Regions from separate parts of the Homo sapiens genome. Here region 2 is linked to region 1. The links are chromatin contacts, found by Hi-C or POLR2A ChIA-PET in ENCODE. All regions are on one chromosome and are shown on one strand. The core of a region is the stretch at or near the end of the contact, and the rest is flanking DNA. Distances in the headings are between cores, read along the strand shown.

Region 1 (4,289 bases), core at 853-3,352:
TTTAGTAGAGACGGGGTTTCACCGTATTAGCCAGGATGGTCTTGAACTCCTGACCTCGTGATCCACCTGCCTTGGCCTCCCAAAGTGCTGGGATTACAAGCGTGAGCCACCACGCCTGGCCTTTGCCACAAAATTTATCACATTTCCACTAAAGGAATGTAAAGTCAGGGTAAGCTTTTAAAAATCGACCACAGTTTCAGTCTTCCTATCTCTAGGGTTCTGTTGTCTCAGAGGACTAGTATGAAGAATAAATAATAAAACAGATATAAAGCACTTTGTTTTGCAAAGTACTTTGTAAAAGTTAAATAATATATGATGGAACCACTGAAACTGGCTAGTTTCCCTTCTTCAATTCCCACTCCTTAAACAGAAGTCAGTCAGAACTAAAGAAAATGAAATAATGGACAACTTTAAATGCACAGAAGAACTTTCCCTTCCATTTTCAAGGAATGGCCCAAAGACAACAGCAATTGAATCAACATTTCATCTAGCATTTACAGAGAAACAAACTAGATTCTGACATCACCACTTATTGGTGCCTGCAGCCTACACAGGCGTTGTGTAGAGTTGGAGTACCCACTTCAAAAAGAAAATAAAGGAAAGAAAAAGGGTACCTCAGAGGAAAGGAAGTCTAGAAGAGGGGCACAAAATGACCAGGAATTTAAAAATATAAACTATAAACCTAGAAAAGCTAAATGTGTTTAAGGGAAAGAAGGCTGAAGATTACCTAGCAGTCCCCAGAAATGGAAATGATAGGCTCATGTTCTCCATGACCACTGAGGAAAAAGTGCTGAAGGATTAGGTAAGACTGTAGCAGCTCCTCCATTTGGTTCAGAGTGCCTCAGCAGCCCCACAGCTAAACTAAGCACTGGAGAGTTAAACTCATTAGTTCCACAATGTATACATATATCAAAACATCATGTTGTATACCATAAACAATTTGTATGTCAATTATACCTCAATAAAGCTGAGAAAACATAAATAAATAATAAACTTGTTAGAATTCATACAACAGCCAACAAAGGAAACATAGTAAAAGACAGTCCAATATCTTTTATTCCTAATTAAAAGAGTTCTATCAATCTACCCCTGCCTTCCAAAATCAGCATCTTTTTCCTAACCCCACCCGGGAACAATGAAAGATTCTAGGCAGTGGCCAGTGTCAAGCACAAGTTAGAAATGCCGTATAAAGAACAGTAGTAACTGTAGTCCATTCTGTATTTCAATAATTTGCTTATAAATTTGAAATAATTTACTTATAAATGTAAAGCAACTAACTTAATGTCCTGCACAACTGTCTAAAACTGTTGGTGAGTCTGCTTTCCAATAAACCTTATTTCCCAATTATAATTAAAATGAGGGGAAAACTATCTTAATATTAGAATTGGATCCTCTAACAGGTCCAAAGTATCACTTCTCTAATAGTTCAAGAAGGCAAGTACCTTGGGGAAAGGGAAAAAGTAACTTTTTGCCTACAGCTCAGCTCATCCTAAAGCCCTGCAACTGGCAGCCGGCATCCTAGGTAGTTGATAGCCCAGAGGGAAGGAGGAAAGGCCACGCTGGTATCACTATTCCAGCACAGCAGAACAGGTAGAAACCGGGCTGAGGATGCTGCATTCCTCCAAGTCCATCCATACAAACTGCCAGTCCTTGCACTATAAAGCACACATGGTTTGGGCAAACAAGCTGCCAACAGAGAAAGTGCTCAGAGTCTGGAAGTCCTACTTTCCTATCAAGTATCACAAGGTGTAGCAGGCACACCGGTATCTTCTGCTGTTCAGAAGGTGAAAGCCAGCATGCATAGTCTGTCATTTGGTGACAGAACAGTAAGCAAAGCTTCCTTCCTTTCAAACATTCTAAGGTTCCAATACAACTTTTGAATACATATACAGGAAACAAAACATAATGTTAACCAATTTTTCCAAAATTTCAACATATTTCTCAAGCTTCAAATATTGATACTTGCTCTTCCTTTCTTACTAGGCCTCTCCCTCTGCTGCCTAAGCTTAGAGAAGACTATGATCACTCCTTTAAAAAAAGGGGTGTTGTCCATTCATTTAGAAATAGTCAGTGACTCAGGAATGCTGTTTCCCAATCGCCGTAGCAACTGTCTTCTCCTCCCATGTTATGATGTGAGTAGCAGGACATCTACTCTTCCTCAAGGGTGGGCATGTGTGTGACACACCCAAAGCCTAGCAGACAGCAGGAAGTTTCTGCAACTGCTACCGCTTCTACATACAGGCACCAAGTATGAGGACACCTTGTTTTAAATCCCATTCCTAAAGTCCTTTCATTTCTAAATAATCTCTTTTTTGTATCCTCACACCACTCCTGAATACCCAGAAATAATCCTACCCCTACTGACAACCGCTTAACTAATCCAAAAATTATACTACTACTCAATAAGCCAGACTTGATCCTACGAAACCACAGAAAATATTTTTTGGCCCGGTACACATTCAGAATAAGATTTTGAAAAAATCTTAGGGAGGAGGGGAGATGAGCATGAAGATGAAATCTTATTATTTCTCTACCACCAGAAATATAAGTGTTAAAATAAGGTTGTTCTGATACTTCTAGCAATTGTACTTGTGTTGAACTATGTTCTAACACAAACACACACAGAATTTCATGCCAAAGTACTTAGGATCTAAAGAAACTTCCATATATCATGTACTGTTCTCTTTGGTTCTAACCATTAAAAAAAATTAATTTCTGAAAAACAAAGTATGGGACTGTTTTACTCTTTTTATATACATTTGTATTTTCTTAGAAAAAAACTATCACTTTTAGAATACACATACATTTCCATTTCAAATTAAGGTGGCAATTTTCAAAGATTAGAAAGCTGGAAAATTTTTATGACACTATTTTAAAAGCAAAAAACATCTGTAAACTATAAAGGCAATGTTGTAAAAATATTTGTGCATAGAGATAATGACTAAAATATACAAAGACTGTAAAATAAAAATGAAAAATAGAAATTTAGGGTTCTTACGTATTGTTTCAAAAATATATATGTGTTTTCAAAAAAAAAGCACACACAAAAAATCATTAGCACATCATCTAAAAGCAAAACATCATCATCCAATTACCATAGGCAAAATGCCTATCAGTATTTACTCTTCTCCAGTGGTATTTTGCTTAAGGAAACACTCCTGACAAGGCACAGTTACAAAGTTTAGGTATGACAATGCAATGTGAGAAAGAATACTGAGAAGAATATTAGTGGAGTCTAAAACCTAGGTCATCTAATTACACGACTTTGAGCAACTTAATACCACTAGGCCTCAGTGTCCTCCTAATTTTAAGAGGCTGGGTCAGATCATTTCTAGGGTCTCTTCCGACTCCTTAAAGACTATACTTAGGTACTACTGCTCTTTTTGAGGGCAGCCCAATGCCTGCTGCTTGCCTGATAATACATATCCTACAGTGGCTTCTCACCACTTCTTCTTGCGGTTTCAATCACAGGAAACAGACGTCACCCACAGACCTAGAAGTAAGTAACGAACAGCCCTGGCGGATGCAAAGAGCTGCCAACTAAGACCAACTCCCATCTTTTAAAAATACAAGAATCAAGAAAGAAATCACTAGAGACCTCTAAGCCTGACACACATCTTTCACAAAAACTAAGAAAACTAAAAATATCCCTCTAGGCCCCATGCAAAATGAAATAATTTTAGAATAGTCCAAAACTATTTTGCTTCTATTGCCAAATGAAGGAACTGAAGGAATTCTTATAGCTCTGGGTGGGAGTATATGTGCTTATGAAAAAAATGGTGCACTCCTACTGCCACTAGTACTTTTTGTGGATATCCAGACATACCCTGAGGACTTGAAAACTCTTCCTTGTTCTCTTCATTTAATACTCAATGTAAACCTTTCTGTAGCCATTAAAGATCATATTAATAGATTCAAATAATATGGGAACTTAGCAATTATTCACTTTAAATGTATGTAACAATCCCTAAGGGCACTGAGTCAAATCCTGCTTTCATTTTTATTTATTTATTTATTTTGAGACAGAGTCTCGCTCTGTCGCCCAGGCTGGAGTGCAATGGCACAATCTCGACTCACAGCAACCTCCACCTCCTGGGTTCAAGCAATTCTCCTGCCTCGGCCTCCCGGGTAGCTGGGACTACAACTGGGCACCACCACGCCTGGATAATTTTTGTATTTTTAGTAGAGACGGGGTTTCACCATGTTGGCCAGGCTGGTCTTGAACTCCTGGCCTCAGGTGATCTGCCCACCTCGGCCTCCCAAAGTGCCTGCTTTCATTTTTAATAATA
Region 2 (4,289 bases), core at 625-3,124, 1.4 Mb after region 1:
TGCTGATAGGTTTTAGGAGGGTTGTTTTTTGGGCATCCTAAAATGTCTCAAGCTGGTTGTGGTTTTTAATTACTGCCACACTTGTATTAATTGGAAGTTTGTAGAATTCCTGTTATGCTTAAATTGGGTGGAAATTTTGTTATTACATAATGGTTGCATTGTTGCCATTTTAATTACTGCTTAGCCTCTTTTGAGTTCTTTGTTAATTGGCAGGCTGTTTTTCCTCTGGAAAGCAGGACTGGGTGGAGAAGTTGTATGAAGTTGTGGCTGAGTACAGACTCTACTGTGCTCTGCCTAAATCGAATCCTGGCTCTGTAATTTGCTAGTATGTAACCTTTGGAAAGTTAATTAACCCATATGATGCTATGAAATAGAGGCAGGTGTAGTACCCCATAGGCTTGAGGATGAAATAAAATCATTCGTTTAAACGCTTAGTATGGTGTTTGGCACATAATTGATAGTGAAAAAGTGGTTGGTGGCAGGTGGCTATTTTTATGTTTGATTGCTGTTTTAAAAAAGATTAAGAACCATTGATTTAAACGTTGACCTTAGATTGTCTCCTTTCCTTTCCCTTCATCTCTTAATTAGTTTCAGTTGGTTATATTACATTGCCAACAAGACCAATGCCACAGGGTCCCTCAAATGACATTTCCCATCCTTAGCCATTTATCCCATAGGGGATACATTTCCATCACCAGAAGAGGCTTTTTGTTTTGTTTTTTTAAACACAAAGTGGGAAGAGAAGGAAGGAGGAAAATGACAGTGATGAAGATGAAAGTTAATCCTTATAGAATGTTCAATAGGCCATAGAATTTACATTCAGTGCTGTGTTGAATATTGTATATCTATGATTCCATTTAATTATTACAACAATCCTAAGTGGTGGAGAGTGTTACTATCCCCCTTTTTCAGATGGCAAGACTGAGGTCTAGGGATGATAACTGATGTGCATGTTAGCCAATAAACAGTAAAGTTGGACTTTGAACCTAAGCAGTAGATTACTACAAATCTGTCGCCACTGACAGACACAATTCAAAAGAGCAAGCTGTTTTGATTCTAGTGATGGTGGACCCACTTTGTCATGCAGAGGAGATGAGATGATATTCGATGGTGTAGAACCAGCCTGTTGTTTTAAGATGTTGACACATTGCCTTATTCAGTGTGTCTCCACATTGGTACATCAGGGGAACAGCCAGGTGGGAGGAGACTTGGAGAAAACCTCAGGGGATCATAGAGTTTGGATGTGCATTTGGGTAAAGATGGTGCAGTTTAGAGAGGAGCATCAGTTTTAAACAAATTTCCTTATGAACCTATTTCCCCAGCATCTTTATTTTGTCCAGATTTTGATCCAAAGTGTGGTATGGCTAAGCTCTAATGCAGCTGTGTGTGAAAGGGAAAAGTTAGATTGTTTTGTCAAATTTTTGCTTTACTTATGTCTTTAATATCTACATTTGAAAAACAAGCCTCTCTGTTTTCTCAGTATGGCTTGGATAATGGTAATAAAGGTACTCATAGAAAAATTCTGGGAATCCAGATGACTCTGTGTATTCTCTGTTAATTCTGTAGGGACATGTAAACTGAACTGGCTCAGCAGTGAACAGAATTTATTGCAAAATCACATCTTGGTGCAGAGGAAGCATATGAAGGCTTTCCTCGCCCTCCTTTGATTTATTAAATTGTACTTTCATTGCAGCTTCTGGGTAAGGACTCAGAATTGCAGTGCCCTGTGATTTGTATCAAAGAGCTACTCTCCCCCCCTGGTGTTTATCGTCAGGATCGAACCCTGTGGTTCAGAGAGAATATGAAGTGTTACTTCTATACTAGATGCCAGCTGGTTGCATGGGTTGGTGGTAAATACTCCAGGCTAGAATCAGAAGGCTGTTCCCAGTTTCATTTTCTTTCTGACTCAGGGCAAGTTCTTCCTTCCGGTGATTCACCTGCCCAGCTGCCCACAACATCTCACCTTTATCATCGTCAGCATCATCATCGTCGTCATTGTCATCATCGTCATCACAATGACTTATTGATCATGTGGTTAGTGGTTAAGTGCTTGGGCTCTGGAGACAGACCGTGGGAGTTCCTGTCTGGACTCTGCCCATTTCCAGCTGTCTGACCTTGGCCATGTGACCTAACTTCTCTAATGCCTCAGTTTTCTCATCTCTGTGAAAGGAATAATTAGGCTGGTATGAGAACCGAATAAGACAATGCACACAGAATGCTTGGCATGATGTCTGGCACATGGCAGGGGTTTTGTCATCATCATCATTATTAATTTCTATCTGTCATAATTATTCTTTAATGATTCTTAGATGGACCGTGATAAGATAAAGTAAACACATGTAATTTCTCTTCTTCAGAAGCATATACTTGAAAATAGATACTTGTTGGCACGGATCTTTAACAAATCTTCATATACAATGGTCAGTAGAAACTAGACTATACCTACATCAAAGTATAGAAACCCAAAGGAGATAATGTTCCCAAGTTTTAGAGTACTCAGATAGAGCTTAGCTTCAGTTGGGTTGTTGAAGGTGCATTAACTGTTTCAGTCTTCTGAGGAGCCACAGATCAGGCATTTAGTGCCCCTTGTCCGCTTGGGTTGCTCCTGGAGAGTTGAGTTCTATTGTATTAAGGTAGATGCTCTCAAGAGGCTTACCTGAAAGCATATAAATTTGAGATTGCTAATCATAAGACAAAGCTATGGTCAAAGTGATCTTTCAGGACATTGCTCTTGCCTCTGAACCTCAGTCTGATGCTAGTGGGCAACTGTGAGATCTGTAGAAGAAGGATAGCCCAGAGCAGACTGACCATTTCTAAAGGGTGAATTGCATGCTCTTTGCTTCTGTCAGTATAGAAGGTATTTATGAACCATAATACCAACCACTGGAGTGACTTGGTAGTGATATACATTTGCCACTGCCTAGAAAGGTAAAAGGGTATTGGAACATCCTTTTAGAGGCAAGATAGAATAGTACACCACTGACCAGCTCTGTGTCCTTAGACAAACTGTGTAACCACTCTGGGTCTCAGGTTCCATATCTCTAAAATGTGAATAATACTAGACCTCATCCATATGGTGGTTGCAAGGATTAGATGTTGCCATGTGTGGTGCTTGGTAAGTGCTAGGTAAACAAAACCATTCCTGCTTAGTGCTGTGACTGAGCCACCATCTGGTTGCTTCCCCACCCTGGGCCTTCTTTGTTGGGCCCTGTAGTCACAAAGTCCTGGTAAGCAGGATTTGTTAGCTTCATTTCAAAACTCATTCTCTTTGGCTCATTAACCCAAACCAGACAGAGATTAACAGCCTGGCCTCAGAGGAGCAGGTGAGTACATGTTTCTGGTGCCTTTGACTCATTGATTATCCTTCTCCAATTCAGGGAATGCTTGGGTGTTCCAGGAAGGGGTCTCCCGAGACCCAGGAAACCTTGAAAGAGAGTAATTTGGCACAAATTCATCTCCTAATGAAGGAGGGCTGGAAGTCCTGCATTTTACTATTCCTTCTGGATTTTGCCAGCTATAAATAGAAGCAAGGTTCCCTTGGATAGAATGTTTGAATTTACTAGGAGAAATGCAGGGATCAAGGATGGCTGAAGAAAAATACTTGCCAAAGTGTGGTCTTCTCTTCTGCACTTCCCTTGCCCAACTTTCCAAGGTTAGTGAATGCCGGTCAGCATGGATTGCTGGTCTTAGCTATTACACTGTGACCCATTTCACTCACAGGTCACAAGGCTCTGCAGGATCGGATTGCTGCCCCTCTGCCCTATCCTTATCTCCTACCCCTCTCTGCATTGCACTGATTGCTAATCACACTGGCCTTCTTCCTTCAAATGCAATGACTTTTCACCTTCCAAGGACCTGTACTTTCTGTTGGCACTAGCCCCCACGTCTTCCCAAGGAGGTACCCCTCATCATTCAGGCCTGGCGCAAACGTCATCTCTTCCGAGAGGCATTTCCTCGCCTAAAGTCCACAATAAACCCCCGCTTTTTTTTTTTTTTTTTTTTTACTTTCTCCAATGTACTTATCAATATTTGAAGTAATCATAAATGTGCATCTGTTTATTTCTGTTTTCTTCAGTAATTGGAAAGTTTTATGAGAGCAGAGATTACAGATGTCTAGTTCATCTGTATCCCCAGCACCTGGAACGTTGCCTGACCATTATAAGCACACAGTAAATATTTGTTAAATACATGGATAAGTAAACGAATTGCAAGCAACATGGGAAATTATTATTTAGGAGGTCTTCAAACTTTTCAAAGCCGCTATGCCCTTCCTCAATAGCCACATGAGT

The links. A loop is a pair of places that touch in the nucleus more often than their neighbours do. ChIA-PET counts read pairs that join two places held with the same protein, here RNA polymerase II (POLR2A). Pooled maps may share reads with other maps.
Region 2: a map of naive thymus-derived CD4-positive, alpha-beta T cell shows a loop between it and region 1 (4-fold over the local background). The contact joins two enhancer-like sites. A Hi-C loop is called at or near these places in 2 of 168 maps with a recorded cell type or tissue (naive thymus-derived CD4-positive, alpha-beta T cell and posterior vena cava) and 3 of 50 pooled maps. POLR2A ChIA-PET finds 5 or more read pairs at or near these places in 1 of 52 experiments (T-cell).

What each region holds. Positions count from the first base shown.
Region 1 is chr5:141,602,394-141,606,682 of GRCh38, forward strand. The region is part of intron 1 of DIAPH1 (diaphanous related formin 1); the gene reads right to left. Among named protein-coding and RNA genes, the nearest start is that of DIAPH1, 14 kb to the right of the region's middle. RefSeq lists an enhancer at 3,243-3,322. Within about 2 kb of position 2,103, at least 26 of the 41 ENCODE cell types and tissues checked have a DNase peak (open chromatin) inside an H3K27ac peak, as active enhancers do.
Region 2 is chr5:143,007,322-143,011,610 of GRCh38, forward strand. All of the region lies in intron 11 of ARHGAP26 (Rho GTPase activating protein 26), which reads left to right. Among named protein-coding and RNA genes, the nearest start is that of ARHGAP26-AS1, 140 kb to the left of the region's middle. RefSeq lists an enhancer at 1,434-2,633. Within about 2 kb of position 1,875, at least 8 of the 41 ENCODE cell types and tissues checked have a DNase peak (open chromatin) inside an H3K27ac peak, as active enhancers do.